Regions from separate parts of the Mus musculus genome. Here region 2 is linked to region 1. The links are chromatin loops, found by intact Hi-C in ENCODE. Cell type or tissue: gastrocnemius. All regions are shown on one strand.

Evidence for each region. A loop is a pair of places that touch in the nucleus more often than their neighbours do. Peaks named below come from ENCODE experiments on the same cell type or tissue, not always from the same donor. Only the 100,000 strongest peaks of a DNase experiment are listed, where the experiment ranks them.
Region 2: a loop joins it to region 1, with 6 times the contacts of the local background. A loop is called at or near these places in 2 of 42 quality-filtered maps.

Annotation. Positions count from the first base shown.
Region 1 is chr1:67,032,091-67,040,090 of GRCm38, reverse strand. It overlaps Lancl1 (LanC (bacterial lantibiotic synthetase component C)-like 1), which reads left to right and starts at 1,219. Exons shown (of 9, transcript NM_001190985.1): 1 at 1,219-1,596; 2 at 5,850-5,967. The coding sequence starts at 1,516. In gastrocnemius, no CTCF peak of the experiment used is centred here; DNase peaks (open chromatin) are centred at 1,211 and 3,040; H3K4me3 peaks cover 1,837 bases; H3K27ac peaks cover 2,088 bases.
Region 2 is chr1:65,175,767-65,183,766 of GRCm38, reverse strand. It overlaps Idh1 (isocitrate dehydrogenase 1 (NADP+), soluble), which reads left to right and starts at 4,625. Exons shown (of 9, transcript NM_010497.3): 1 at 4,625-4,777. In gastrocnemius, CTCF peaks have their summits at 3,732 (motif pointing left), 4,434 (motif pointing right) and 5,351 (motif pointing right); DNase peaks (open chromatin) are centred at 3,714, 4,526, 5,356 and 7,373; H3K4me3 peaks cover 4,183 bases; H3K27ac peaks cover 4,714 bases.

The DNA.
Region 1 (8,000 bases):
CCCTCTTTCCCTCCTGTGTGTGTGTGTGTGTGTGTGTGTGTGTGTGTGTGTGTGTGTGTGTGTGTGTGTGTTTGGGGTCGGGGTGTTTATGGACACCAGAAGACAGCATTGAATCAGCTGGAATTATGCTGATTGTAAGCAGCTCAAGGGTGCTGGGAATCAAACTCTGGACCTCCTGGAGAGCAGCAGGAGCTCTCAGCCCCTAGGCATCTCTCCTGCCCTTGACAGATGTGAACTAGACCCCCTATATTCTTTGAACAGAGAGGTCCCAATGCATCCCGGGTAGGATTTAATTTCCAACATAAAATTTTCAAACAAGAAGACTGTAAACACTGAAATGGCTCTCCAATCTTTGTCCTTTTTTTTTTTTTTTTTTAAGGGTTCAATATGTAGTATCAGAGTCTAATTTAGGCTACTGAGCGGACTAAATTTCCTAAGGGTTCTTTTGAGTTTTTGCATAGTTTCCCTGATGTTTTTATCATTTGGTGCCTTGCCCACACCCTCCTGAGCACCTTGAAGTAAAAAATGTCCCCAAAGTAGTTAGCATATTCTGTTTTTTGTAATGGTAGTGTGTTGGAGCTCACAGAGTCTGGTGGGGTTTGTTTGTTCTTTGAAACAGGGTTTCTGGTTTCTCAATAAAACTCTGGCTGTCCTGGAACTTACTCTGTAGACTAAGCTGACATTGAACTCAGAGATCTGCCTCCCTCTGCCTGGTCTTCCAAATGCTGAAATTAAAGTCTTGAACCACCACCACCACCAAACCCACGTGGCCAGCCAGGTGGTGGTGGTTGGGTTTGTTGTTTCCGTCACTGTCATTTCTGTGTCTCTTTTTCCCTCCTTTTAGAAACGTAATTAGAAGATGTAAAGGCAAACACACCCCCTACCCCCACCCCCTACACACACCAATTTCATTTTGTCAGTTAAGACTTCAGTGTGTAATTTCAGTTTGTAGTTAAGACTTCGGTGTGTAGACTTGAAAACGGTCCTTTCCCTTTGCAGGGAAAGGGGACTTCGAACTCCTGGAATCTAGAACTGAACTTTCTTTAACAAGGTGTTTATAAACGAGTGTCGGAAACCTGGAGCCCCACCACCGCTGCCCACCGGGAAAGCATCAGAAAGTGCGTTGTGTCTTTAAGAACTTGAAGGTGGGAGGCGGGCCTCTGCCTTCTCGTGCCCGTTGATTGGCCAGGCCTACAGGAAGTGGGCGGTAAACGCGCCGCATCTGTTATTGTCGCCGCTGCGCGGTTTGCGGAGCCGCTGGAGAGGCGTGCGGGTTCCATCATCTCCGTGTGCTCCCCACTCGTGGGCGTGGGACGTGGGTGAACAACGGGCTCCCTTCCTCCCGCGGGGCTCCGAGCAGCGGCCGCTGTCCCGCGCGCTTGCGGAGCGGCTGCCAGCCGGGGACCGCTCGGAGGGAAGGGGCTGTCAAAGGGCCTTCAGTCGCGTCCCAACCCCAGGTCCCAGCCCCCCTTGAGATCTCTCTTTCCCCTGTTCTGCAGGTTCGCTTGCGGCGTCATGGCTCAGAGGGCCTTTCCGAATCCTTATGCCGATTATAACAAGTCGCTGGCCGAAAACTACTTTGATTCTACTGGGAGGGTGAGTTGAGGCTTGCCTACCTACCCTCTCTCCCCCAGCTCCAGGGCTCCGAAGGACATCACTTCTGCCTAGATGATGGGGACGCCCATCTGTCCCCCGCCAAAGATGTGTGATTAGATCAGACTTACATAAGTATCTAAGTTGGGATACACTGCGTCCTAACATATTGGATAGAGAATAAAACCCATTGTCAACATCACTAACAGTGATGTCAGTTATAAAAATTGTCTTCCAAGTTCACTCCCTAAGTGGCATTAAGGGAGATGAGGAGCCAAGTTGTCTTCATAGGTGCCATGTTTTTCATTAGTGAGTGTGCGCAAGTTAGGACAGAGTCATGAGTGCAAACTAGAGCGTGGAGAGGACCACGTTAAAGGCATGGTGCTGACAGAAATGTATCCAACAGGCCCAAAATCATTTGTGATTTTACCATTTTTCGAAGCCTATAAAGCTGAGAGCGGTGAGCCAACGATTAGAAAAACCATTTGTACTTACACTGGTTTGCCCACCACCAGGCACTTAGAGAGGAGAGCCTGGAGGTGTGGCACCAGGGACCTGTTTTCTCATGCCTTCTGGGGAGTAGGATTATTATTATTGGAATAGAAACCTGGTTTTTGAGCCCTGAGAGAGAAACTAAAAAGTGTGCACTCACTGTGTAGCCCAGGCTGACCTTGAAATCACTATCCTCCTGCCTCAGCCTCCCCAGCACTGGGCGTAAAAGTGTATGCCAGTGGCCATACATTTTATCAACTTGTTTCTTTGAAATGCTATGACTGTGCAAAAAAAAGAAAGAAAGAAAGAAAGAAAGAAAGAAAGAAAGAAAGAAAGAAAGAAAGAAAGAAAGAAAGAAAAAAAGAAAAAAAGAAAAAAGAAAAGTGTTTTTAGGTAGCTGTGAAGAGTTCACAAATATGTCTGGCTTATGTGGTGTCAGCTCACCCCTGAAAACACCTTAGTTGGTCATGCAGTAGCAGGGAGGGACAGTGGAGGTGCAGTGTGGAAGGGTATCAAAGTGTATGGCCTCCTGGGACAAAGCTTTGTGTAATTGGAGCCCCAGGGTCCTTCTTGTCATCATGAGGGCCTGTGTTCTGCCTACCTCAGCAGATCTGAAGGTTTGAGTCAGTCCTGTGATCAGAGGGAGAGAGGAAGGTGTGCCTGCCACTTTGTGCTGACTTGGCAGAAGTGTCCTAATGATGGAACTTCAGTCTTAGGCTGTAGGATGCTCAGTTTACACAGTTAATTCTTATTCTTCTTATTATTATTATTATCTTTAGTTATTACCTTTTATTGCTTCAAAAAATTAATTTATACACTTCATGTGGGTGATGTGCAAGCCTGTACATGTTACGGCTGTGTAGAGTCCTTTCTTGCCTTGCCTTGTCGAGGCGCAGTCTATTTCTGCTACTATGCGGTGTACTCCAGGCTAGCTGGCCCACAGCCTGGGTGACTCTGCTCTCTGCCTGACATTTAGCTGTAGGAGCACTGGCATTAACATGTGTGTTGCTACATGCAGCTTTCTACATGCTCTGAGATCATGGCTGGGTAGTCATGTTTCACAACTAATACTTTTGTGTGCTGACACGTCTTGGCCTGCTTTCTTTGGGTTTTTGAAACGCTAACTAAAGCCCACACTGGCTGGCCTTTAGCTCCAAGTAATCTTCTTGCCTCAGCCTCCTGAGTACTAATACTATAGGTGTGAGCCACCATACCCAGCTGTCAAAATCAATCATCCATTCATTTCTTTTTTTTCTCAAGGCAGTGTCTCACCTTGTAGCTCTAGCTGGCTAGGAACTCACTCTGAAGTCCAGGGTACCCTCAAACTCAGCAGGCTCTGTCTTTGCCACCAGACCGGGTATAACTTTAATTCATTTCTAAGGGACAAAAAAAAGGACACCAATGCAAACTCTGATCCCAGATAACAAGGTGGTGTATGGTAGAACAGAGTTTGGAAATTGTACAGAGAAAGTGGCATCCATTTTTAAATCCTCTTGTTGAACCTGAAAGGTCAAGTCCTGGAGACCTGGCTGTGCTGCCTCCACATTCTCCACATTAAGGCAGCAATACAGAAGGAGCGTGTCTGTCTCCTGGCATCTTCCAGCACTCTTCACACTTCAGTGATGTGGTCTGCCACAAGCAGTCAGTATTCTCAGGCAGGTCACCTTTGTAAACATGTGTACCTAGCAGAAAGTGACTCCTGTCCCAGGGCTGAGGCACTCTCACTGTGGCCTCCTGATGTCAGGCCACCCAGGGCTGTGCATTACATGTGGCCTCTGTGCAGAAGATGGCCTGTGGCCATGTCGAGCTACTCCCCAAGTTCTGTGAGGCTTACAGACCTTTTTATATTAATATTGAAGTCCATCATATCTTACTAAATGCATCTCAAGTCACGTTGAAGACCTGACCTTCTGTCAGAGACTGTTAAATCCCAGGCGGCTGTCAAGCTGTGGATTCTGCATGGTGCTCAGTGCTGCAGTGGCCACAGTCCTCAGAGGGATGCTCCTCAGAGGTGAATCTTGGAACATTATTAGCGTTAGAACTTACGACACTGCCTTCTTCCAGTCTTACGTGCCTCTTTGCATGTGTGTGTAGGAGACATGCATGTGTGTCAGCGTCAAGGATAGTGTCCATTGCTCCCTGGGTGCTGTCTTTGTTTTCCAGACAAGACTTTCTGGCATGGAACTTGACAAGTAGGCCCAAGACTGGCTGTCCACCAAGCCCCAGGGATTGGCCTGTTTTTTCCTCCACAGCTCTAAGATAATAAGCACATGCCAGCATGTCCCCCTGTAAGCATGTGCCAGCTTGCCCCACTATAAGAACATGCCAGCTTGCCCCCCTATAAGCACAAGCCAATGTACCCCTCTTTTTAATATACTGGTTTAGAGGTCAAACTCAAGTTTCCTGCTTGCAAAGCAGGCACTTTACTATCAGAGCCATTTCCCTAACCTAAAGTGTTCCTCTTAAAAATGAGATTCTAGTGCTGTTGAGATGGCTCATCGGATGAATGCACTTGCAGGCCGGCTGGGGACGGAAGCGGAAGGAGAGAACGGACTCCTGACAGTTGACCTCTAACCTCTACCCAGGTGCCAGCAATGCATGCATGAGCAGACACTCACACAGACAGACTCTAGGGATGGCCAGTGTAGGCTTGAGAGTGCAGTCTTTTCATGATGAAACACCTGTCTGCACATGTGGTGGTCCTCAGCCCTGGGTGGAAATCTCATTGTGTTTTTGGAATTACAGTTTGGAGTTATAGCATGCTCCTGAAGAGTTGGTACGTTGATACCAGTCTTTAATACACGCAGTCATTTAGAGTGTACAGTGCTTGAAAACTACTTTACAGTTGCTTTATAAAGAGTATGACATGGCGGGGAGGGAGGCAGAAGACATGGCTACAATTGAGAGAACTTGTGCTTCACAGGACTGAAGTTGTATTCCCAGTACCCACATGGTAGCTCACAGCTGTCTATAACTCCAGTTTGAGGGGACCAGAATCCCGTTTTGGCCTCCCAAGGCACCAAACACACACATAGTACACAGACATACAAGCCATCAAAACACCCATACATAAAATAATAAAAAGGAAAAGAGATTTTCAAAGTAGTAATAGGATTATGACCTGTGGCCCTCATCTTGCCCATCGGTTTCATAAGCTATCACATGGGTGTCACTAACCTCAGGGTCTCAGCCTTAAGTGTACCCCTATGGCACAGAGTGGGTTTGACTTTAAGAAACCGTGGGGCAGGTGTTACTCTCCACTTCCAGGAAGGCAGCTGCAATATAAAGAAGTGGAGTTAATCTGGGCAGTGGTGGCCCACACCTTTATTTCCAGCACTTAGGAGGCAGAGGCAGGCCAATCTCTAGAGTTTGAAGACAGCCTGATACTCAGTTCAAGTTTCTGGACAGCCACGGATACACAGAGAAACCTTGTTTAAAATACCAGAAAGGAAGAAAATTACTTTCTTTTCTATTGAGACTAGGTCTGACTGTGTAGCCTAGGCTAGCCTCAAAAGTAGCAACCTCCTGCACCAGCCTCCCAAATGTTGGGATCAGAAGCGTGCACCACTATAACTTGGCTCACAGTAACTTTTTGAAATAAATGTGTTGTTTTAAATAGTGTGAGTTCCATATGTGGTTTCTGAAAAGCTACTTTAAGTTTTACATGATAATATCTTGTTTCCATGAATAAAAAAATGCCATTATAAGGTACTATTGATTGACTATTTACTCTTCGTAAAAATATTTTTTCTTAATTTCTGCAGCTGACTCCTGAGTTCTCACATCGCTTGACCAATAAGATCCGAGAGCTCCTTCAGCAAATGGAGAGAGGCCTAAAGTCTGCAGACCCTCGGGATGGCACTGGGTACACTGGCTGGGCAGGTACAGTGCACTGACTGAGCTAGCATACACACTGCTGAGAGTCAGGGCAGGACCTTTCCAGAACTGTGAGGTGTGAGTGCGTTCTGGGAGTGTGCAGCCCACGGGCAAGCACACTGTGGGTATTCATGCCTGGCGCTGGGCGTTTACTGTGAGGAGAAAGATTGTTTTCAGCATGATGTAGTTGATTGGAAGAGTTCCTGGAACAGAGGCAAAGACACTTCATCTTCATGGAATAAAACAAGTCTGTAAATGTTACCTAAAGCACCCATCCCAAAGCGTTGCTCTGTAAGGATCACAGTTAGTGCCAGTGTGAACGAACCTCCTCTGCTCTCCTTGCTGGTTGGTTTTCAAATGCTGTCTACCAGGCTCTACTGCTGATAGCCTGGAGGGGAAGAACTAGCCGCTGCTCTGGAGGGAAGAGAGGGGTGGGGAGGCTGAAGGAAGGCAGTTAGCCTCCTACTGCAGACGAGAGAGCACAGTCAGAATACTGAGGAAAGTGGTCTAGGGGCACAGAGTTTCCTTCACACGTGGATAGTTGAAGGCTCCATTTTGAGCTTCCAGACCTTGCAGGTTCCTGGGGCCCACAGCTGAGTTGCTTAGTGACTCATAAGCAGAATTCAGGAATAAGCATTTCACAAACAAACGTGGAAGCTAATCTGTGGGCTGCCGGGGAAGGAAAGCTGCCGTGTGAGAAAGACTGTCTGAGAGTAGGCTCCAGCCCTCTGCATGTGAGAACGCACATTTCCTCACGAGGTTCCATGTGAAATCTCTAGCATAATTGCAGGGGGAACAGGAAACCAATTTTTTTTTTCCTGACACATGGCCTCACTATGTAGCCTTGGTTGGCCTCGAACTCACTAAATAGATCAGGCTGTCTACAAACTCACAGTGATCCTCCACCTTCCAAGTGCTAGGATTAGGCAAGCTAACATTGGTTTGTACTTCTTAGAGTTGAGTTTTAAGTCTTACACGTATTTTAGAAGCTGACCATAAGAAACAGAAGAGGAAATGAAAAGGAAGCATTTGTGTCAAGAGGGAAGTAATCAGAGCGTCCTTTATTACCTACTGTAATTTCAGCTGTAGTGTAATGGACAGACTCATTAGTAACGAACCTTGCCGTCTTTATTTAAATTAACACCATTTGGAGAAAGCAGAACAAGTACTTACGCATGTCTTTCCCTGACAGGTTTTCCTTACAGAAGGCCTAGGCTTGGATCCCATCCTAAGACATTTGAAGTCTCTATTATTTTGCTACCTCTGACCAGAGAAAGAGGCACAGGCTGACCTGAGACACATGGCTAGCTAGTTCCAGAGCAGATTTCAAAGAGGGACTTACATCCCTAAGTCACCCATTCAGATAGACTCATGGTGTTATAGCGAACAGTGCTTGAGGCTGGGGGAGAAACGGCTTTAGATTCGAACGACTGACTTTACAATGTCAGGAAAAGCTGTCAAACAGCCTGAATTGCTAGCTAGCCGAGAAGCTAAAAGGCATACTCTCAGAGAAATGTTTACTCTAAGGTGAAGTGCACCTGGTGTAAGCTTTCTGGCTTCAGTCTATCTCTGGCACCATCTCCTTCAGCTGCCGGTACCTTACCCTTGAGCAGCTCGCTTCCAATGCTGGCTCTGTGTGGAGAGCAACTCCATGGCAGTTGTCTAAGGCCGACTGGCAGGCACACCGATCAGTTGAGGGTGTCTTCATTTGCTCTATGTTTCTGAAGAAGCTTAAAATCCTGTAGAAAAATTAGCTAATAGCTTTCGAGGCAAGGTTCCTAATATCCTCTCTTAAATGCTGTTAAAAGTGCCATTGTTTATGCATTAAATAAACTGTCTCTTTCAGCGATCTAATTCTTAAAAGACTGTCGTGGGCCAGTATTCAGTCAAAAAAACGTAAAGCTCTGAGTCCACTAAGCTAGAACGCTGATTCAGCCATAGGAAATCAAAACCTGTGAGCCTTCAGTAGCCTTACAACTTCATGACAGCTGCCATTTCATTATGAAGCACTGCATCCAGGAAGATCACAGTGGAATACC
Region 2 (8,000 bases), 1.9 Mb after region 1:
ATGTCTACTTTTGTGCTGAGACCATGCTGTATTGATGAACATAGCTTTGTACTATTTGGAATCTTTAGTTTTTCGGACTACTCTTTTAGTAGTCCTACAAATTATAGAATTGCCTCTTTTTCTAGATTTCTGCTTTTTAAAGCTGGGAAGCATTATTAGGGGAGCAGGTGATTTGAGACAATGTCTATGTACCCAAAGTTGTCCTCAAACCAGAGAGTCTCCTGCCTCACCTCCTGAGTGCCGGGTTTGCAGGACTGAAACACTACACTCAATTCATTTTTGGTTTCTTGAGACAGGGTTTCTTTGTGCAGTCTTTGCTGTCTTGGACTAGCTTTGTAGACCAGGCCAGCCCCTAATTCTAAGCATTTTCATTTTGTAGTATTACAAGTGAGATTGTTTTCTTGATCTCTTCTGAGGAGTTCTCTGTTATAGAAAAAAAGGACTATTTACCGTTTTTGTGTTGCTGTTAGAGAAAAAAAGGACTATTGACCGTGTTTGTGTTTTGACCTTGTTTTTGTTGTGACCTTTTGTGTGTTTGTGTTGGTTGCATGGCACACAATGCTACTGAGTTTCAGTACTTCCCAGAGGTTTTAGGTCACACATTTAGGATTTTTCTGATCTGAGATCATATCACCTACAGGCAGGGCCTCTTAACTTCTTCCTCTCCCATCTGGATAGTGTCTATGCCTTTCTTTGTCTTATAGTGTGTTGAGACAAGGCAAGAGTGAGCACCTTCGCCTGATGAGACACAGAGGCTTTCCGTTTTCACAAATAACTCATTACAGCAGACCTGTGGGGTACAATCCTGACATATTGAAAGCACATATTTACTGTCTGGCCTAGTGGACTAACTTCCAACATTTCCTGTCCAGTGCCGCTAATCAATTGACTGTCTAAGAAATTATGGTTTCATTTGGTATATAATGCAAACGCTGTTTTTGGTTGGTTTTTTTGGTGTGGTGATGGTGGTGGTGGTGACAATGGTAGTAGTGGTGGTAGATTGTTTTTGTTTGTTTGTTTACTGTAAGACTAATTTCTAGCTAGACTCTAATGAAATTATCACTCTTTCGCACTGCATGTGAAAGTATAAGTAGATATATGTTTCAGCAAAATGATTTGGTGGCTCTAACAAGCACTTTGAAAATGTTTATACTCCAGTTCCACTAGTTCCACTAATCTAGCATTCAGAATTGATAAAGAGCATTTTTACCAAGCAAGATAAAGATGGATTTTTCATTATTATTGATGCGATGAGGAAATAAAAGAAGAAACAACCAAAGCAAATGATTCCAAAGTAACAGGATCTGACCCACTCTGCTCAAGTTAAATGGCCTGCAAGTATGCCAGATGACAGAAACTAGCAATCATCGGCATTTGTTCTATAGCTAAGTATAATCCAGGCCTGTACCCAACACTTGGCATGTGGCGGCAAGAACACCAGAAGTTCTAGGCCAGCCTCTGCTACATAACAAGTTCAAGGTTAACCTGGACCACATGAGACAATCTTTATTAAAAAGTGCTTTCTTCACAGTGTTGTCCCCCTTCTAAAGCCATGTCAGTCCCCTTCAGCAGGGCTCCTGATCAGAGTGACCGTAGGCTCATCCTACTGAAAGTGCATCCATGAGCTCTTCCCACTCTTCTTTCCAGGCTCTGTCTTTTTCTTACCGTTCTACAGTACTTCTTCTGTACTTGAAAACTTTCTGGGCTTCCATCACAGCAGACTCTGTAATTCTCCTACCCTAGTTCTGCATTCTCTTTGGGGGTAGGAGGCTCTAATCTTCCACCTGACCCTTAAAGATTCAAACATGCCTCCAGGGTTCTGCTAGTAGGCTATTCTTCAGTACTTCTGGACGATCTCATCACCATCTTCAGTGCTATCACTAAACACACACTAAAGAAACCCATGTTTTGGTCCCCAGCCCCATCATTTCTTCTGAGCTCAGATGTATGTGGCTAGCGCCTCCTGGACAACCCCATTTTCCTGTCCCACAAGCATTCACCTTAAACAGTCCTAGAGCTAAACTCATTATCTTGGTCATCCAACTCATGATCCTATCCCTTCCTGTAGAAGAGTGTCTGTCACTCAAAAACCAAGTGCAACCGTTATCTTTGCTGTTCTCCTGCTGGTAATCGTAACTGGTAAGTAATGATGACGTCATTTCACTTCCCTTCATTGTCTTTATTTGCACTTATTTTGTGTGTGTCTGTGCATGCACCTATATACGTATGCAATCCACACCACATGTGTGGAGGGCAGAGGACAACTTGCAGGAGTCAGTTCTCTCTTACCTTATGGGTACTGGGGATTGAATTTAGAATATCTGCTTTGGAGGAAAATACCTTGACCTACTGAACCTCTGCCCTCGTTTTCTTTTTTGTGTGTTTTTACCTTTCCAGATCATCAAAACGAACATAAAGTAGCATTGGAATCTCATGGGAATTCCATCATCTGGCTGAGTGTCTCATAGGCAAGCAGATGCTAACAGACATTTTCTGACCCAGGCTCCCATTGATGTTTACAGTAGTGTTCCTACTAGACCTTATTTAAATATTTAGACACTTTTATTGAGTAAATGAAAAAAAAAGATAGCAAATCATAAGCATGCAAATGCAGTGAGCGACATGAATATGAGCAGTGAATGTCATATTCACATTTTTAAGAGAAATGTAATCTTCAACCAAACACCAGTTGTTAAGTCTCATTGTTACTAATAGTGGTGATGTACTGCTTTGTGAGGCTAGAGAGGTGGCTCAGGAGGATCAAAGCACTTGCCTTGTGACCTTCTGACCTGTTTGGTCTCCAAAGCCTACAAATCTCAAGACTGTCCTTGGGCTTCCACATCCTTGCCATGGCATGCACATTTCCACACTCACATATTAGACATCAATAATGATTTTTTTAATGTTTTGTAATTTTTCCAGTCATTTAGTCTATAAGTTTATTATTTTACGATTCTACGAGACCTTCTGCGTGAGAATATGAATGGTTTTACCTATATATTTATTTGAGTATAGGCTATTGTTTGTTCTTGATTTTGAAATGGGGTTTGACCAGACCGGAGCTCGTTATGTAGACAAGGCTAGCCTGGATCTTGTGGCAATCCTCCTGCTTCTGCCTCCCAAGTGTAGGGAATACAAACATGCACCACTACACCTGGCTTATTTTGTAATAATTTAATTCAATACCAAGCATCTACAAATATTCTCTTTCAGTGATCTATCAGCTCGTGCACTTGACATATCAGCCCTTGAAAACGGGATTCCAGATGGAGACATGCACATAAGTGCCATATGTCCTATCTCAGTGTCTCAGATAGTCAATCCATGCTTAGCACATATTTAGAACTTGGTTGAAGATGCTTATATTTAAATTCACCATGGCTCTGTATTCCTATGCATTCTTCTTACTTTTGCCATCACCTATAGTCAATACTTCTTATTGTGTTTTATTCTTCGTTTCTTGAATTTATTCTAAAATGCTTTCTGGAACAAGAATGGCTATGAATACTTACTTTTAGTAATATAAACAATATGTGCCTGATGGTAGTAAGTAACGTTTTTTAAAGTGATTTAAAGTGAGATTAGAGGTGAAAGTATAAACTCACACACTCTCTAATCATTTTATAGGAATAAACGGAGGTCACAGCTAATACCCAGTTAATCAACATTAACAGCTGACACCACGTATGAGTCCTTTTCCACATAGCGCCCTCTAGCGTCCAAAATGAATCTTACTAACTGCCGTGAATTCATAACTTTTCAACACAATGCTGGTTGTTTTAAAAGTCCATGAAGCGTTGAATCTTGACCAATCAAGGATGACCTATTGTCCTACAAGTCATAATGTTCTCCTTTTCAAGACTAAGGAATACAGACAGAAAAATCTCTGGAAAGATTGGAATACGTTTAACCCATTCTTAGAATTCTAAGATTTATATCGTGTATCTCTAGTGCAGCTTCATCGCAACCCAGAAAATAAACCTCACTGTCTTCCATGACAAATGGTGAGTGAAGCTTATTTATAAACAGCAACAGTTGGGAATACGGATCATTGGTAGTGGAGGGAATTATTGGGGTGGAATGGTGAAGCTCTGTAAAAGCCTCAGCATGAGAATATGAATGGTTTTACTCATATATGTATTTGTGTGTAGGGTATTGTTTGTTCTTGATTTTGAAATGGAAAATGCGCTCTGTTTTAGCTTTTGCATTAAGGTAGAATCTGTAGTCCTCACACGCCTTTAAGAAACCTCAAATGCACATTCTTCAAAGGGCACAGTCCAGCTCTAAGAGGCATCCGGAGACTCCAGGAAGGGATCCAGTCTAGGGAGGGCTCCCTCTTTTGTACCTTTTGCAGAGAACCTGGATACTCAACGCTGGGATTCCTAGATTGTTGCGGAGCCCAGAACACTCGGTCTCGGCGCTTCCGATAGCCTGTCAGTAGGTGGCGTCCTCGCTCCTCAACTGCAGGGTGTTCCCGAGGAATCTCCGCGGCGTGGCAGTCCCATCCCCCACCGGGAACAGCGGACCGCTGCATCCCAGACTTAATCTCAATCTATGCCTCGGCCCACCCCACAAAGTCGGAGGCGGCGAATGGCGTCGTGGAGGGGGCGGGGCTTCGGGAGGTGGGCTGAGGGGGTGGGGCCTGGGAGGAGACAAAGCCGGGAAGAGTTAAACAGCCTTGACCCTGCCGCTGGGCTTCCGAGCGAAGGTTGTGGCAGATGCTGATCTAACTGGGGCCGGCTTATTACAGCTTGTGTGTACGCGCGGGTGTGAGCCGGTGAGTAGCTGGGGCGCCTCCGGCTGCAAGCGGGCGCTCCTTCCCCTCCCTACAGGTGCCCCAAGGCTTAGAGCGGCAGCCGCCGCCCCTTACTATTAAACTATTCCGTTGAAAGCTGGAGTGAGAAAAAAGGAAGAAACCCCAGGTCTTGGCTGTGCAGAGATGAACTCAGTGGCAAGGCCCTGGTGCACTCAGGGACGCTTCCAGAGTTTGGGCGTAGAGAAGGGAAATGGGAGTAGCAGAGTGCTGCTTGCCTATCTGTATAGAAGGGCGCTTCCGAGGTTGGGATCGCTTTGGGAGGCGAGGACGTTGCAAGCAGTGACAAGTGGCAAGGCACCCGCGGAGGAGAATTTAGCTTTGAGGTGGACGCACAGAACTCTTGAGTGTTGGGTGTAAAAGGACTAGGCAGGAAAGCTGGTTGCAGAAAGGGTGTAAGCCAGGAATTTAGGCGTGTACTCCCTTCAAGGTTCAGGGGTGGGACCTGCCTTGTGGTCGGAGAAGAGCTAATGAGAGTGCAAGAGAGGGAGGGGATGAAGGTAGGCGGAGCCTCCAGCTTCAGTCTGTAGTGTTTGCTTAGCCACTTGGGGGCGCCCTGGGGTCTCGATTCCAGATGCAGCCATCTCAGTGGACCTCGTATTTAAAAGGTCCTGGCAGTGCTGAGAGGAGGGGCTGGTGTGGGGATCTGGAAGGAGGAACCGAGTCAGCTTCATTAGCAGAGCTTGCACAACGCCCACATGGATATCTCCTGTCTCAGTGTCACCCGAGGTCGAGCAAACCCGAGACCTGCAAAAAGCCAAAGAGCCGGGCGCTCACTCTAGGACTCACCGTCCTGTGGTGTGAGCGTGTGTGCGCACCAATATTTGTACTCCTGTGACCTTTATTTGGAAGGCTCCTGCCCTTTGCCCCTCTGGATACACTCAAGCACTGTACTTTAAACCAGATAAACTGGGCTGTAAGGCTGATATTAAATACAAATCCTCCTGGCAGGGGTATTTGTATGTTAAGACTTTCTGTTCCGGATCTTGCTTTGTTTTAGGAGATAAATTGAAAGGACACTTGTTTAAGTCATCAAAATTGAGAGGCCTTGTTATAATTGCAAGTCCGTTCACCATCAAGATAAGAATTAGCAATTTTGCCCTCTAATCTGATATCTTTAATGTGACCACATTGTATAGTTAGTTGGGCGTTAGTGCAAGTGTAGGCACTGGGAAAAGAGAGAAGCAGGAATTTTTCGACAATATACTGCAACTACTTCCTTAGAGTCCCCACATGTTTTGCAACTTGAACTTGGCTGGAAAACAAAAAGATCGGCTCAAGATAGAAACTTGAGATTTATGGAAGTAAAATTAAGTATGGCAAAGGGTTCCTATTGCTTAACTAGTCTATTATGTTTGTTTTCTGGAATTGCACAGGCTGTCAGATTGGAAACTGGCTGCCTTCAGACTATGTAAATAAGCTGGTAGCTATTAGGCTTGGATCAAACTTTCCTTTAAAAGTTGGGGTTGGGTGGGATCAGAAAATGTGAGACCCAAGAAGTCAGGGAATCTAGGGGTACCTAAAGCCCATACATGCCATGGAAATCAAATCCAGAAGTGTGATAGTAGTTACAATACAGCTTCACTTCTTTAATTAACAAGTGCTAAAAAAAAAAAAAAAAAACTAAATAGATAAAGGGAAGGAAATCTGACGTTTATCATTCATTGGTGAATTCTGAGATATAAAAAGATTACATCAGAGTATATACACACCAAGAAGGAAATAACAAAGCAAATAAAAAAGTTCAGACATTCCCGGCATTGTGATATTTTATTAGCTGTATTTGCCATCGCAGAAAAATAGCCTAGTCATAACTGTTGTGTAATGCCGTGTAGGAACATGACCGTGAGAGTGCAGTATCAAAACTGAGATAAGTTAGCTGTCTCTCTAAAGTATGGCCATGGTGAAAATGGAATTAATTATGAACTCTGTGATCTACTGCAAGTTAATCTTTAAGTTGTATCTCATGGGTGGTATTGGTTCACCCACACCAGCTTGTTGATTTCTTTTAACTGGCTTCCAGAAACTTCCCTGGTGATGGACTCAGGGTACAAATTCAATACTAGAAATAGGATGCTAGAAATGCAAATCTCAGACATAAAAATGGGATTTGAGAGTTGGGAAATATTCCTGACTTCTTGTGAGGTGCTGAGACCTACTGTCTAATAATCATTTCCCTTTAAAAAAAAATTAAGGATCAAATTAGTTTCAAGACAGCTTTAGGTTGTTATCTAATTGCTTTAAAGTCTTTCTGTTCCTCAGCTATAACATTGATCTATATGCCACTGCATTTCTGGAAAGAAAGTTCCCAATATAGTGTCACTTGTGTGACAGAACAGGGCACTTGTTGCCTAGGGAAATGCAACACACGTAGCCCATACAGGGATCCTATGACAGGACAAAGTAGAGACACCACCAAAATCCAACTTGGTGAACCAATAAGTACTGTTGGGATTACTTTACCCGAATATGGGTAAGGAGCAAAAATGGCTCTGCATCACCTCACCCCAGCATGGGTGAGAACTCACAAAAGCTGGGAACCCGGTGCAGACTACACAGCCTGCTGGCAGCTCAAGGGTTGGAGACTGTCCTTTCCAGGTGGCCGGCCTGGGTCGGGTCTTCTCCAGTCTAAGAGTCTCAACTTTTATTGTTTACTCTGTCAGGGTGGGGCCTATCAACTCTGTTCAGTTTCAGAGACATCCTGAAACTATATTTTTAGTTCTTTACCTGCCTGTTTAAAGAGCTTAGTGTAGGATAGAATGCTTCAATTACAGAGGAAATGGTTACACAACCGTTCCTATAAGGAATAGACACTCTCAGAGGTTCAGGGACCCTTTGCCTCCTGAATACAAGCATGTTATTCTTTAAGCCTTGAAGTTTCTCTTTTTCCAAGCAGTCATCTTTGACCTTTATTGGAATCAGATAAATTAATACTTTTGGTTTGTTTTGAGACAGGGTTTCTAGTGTAGCTCTGGCTGTCCTGGAACTTGCTCTGTAGACCAGGTTGGTCTCAAACTCAGATCCACTTGCCTGGCATGCACCATCACTGCCTGGCAAATACTTTTTAAAGTGATGGCCTTCCTAGAACAATGTAGTGTCCCATCATACAAACAGCAGCTCTTGCCCCTGAAAAGCCAAGGGATAAGCCTGTGTACTAGGAAGGGGCCTTTCTGTCTCCTGATTTCTC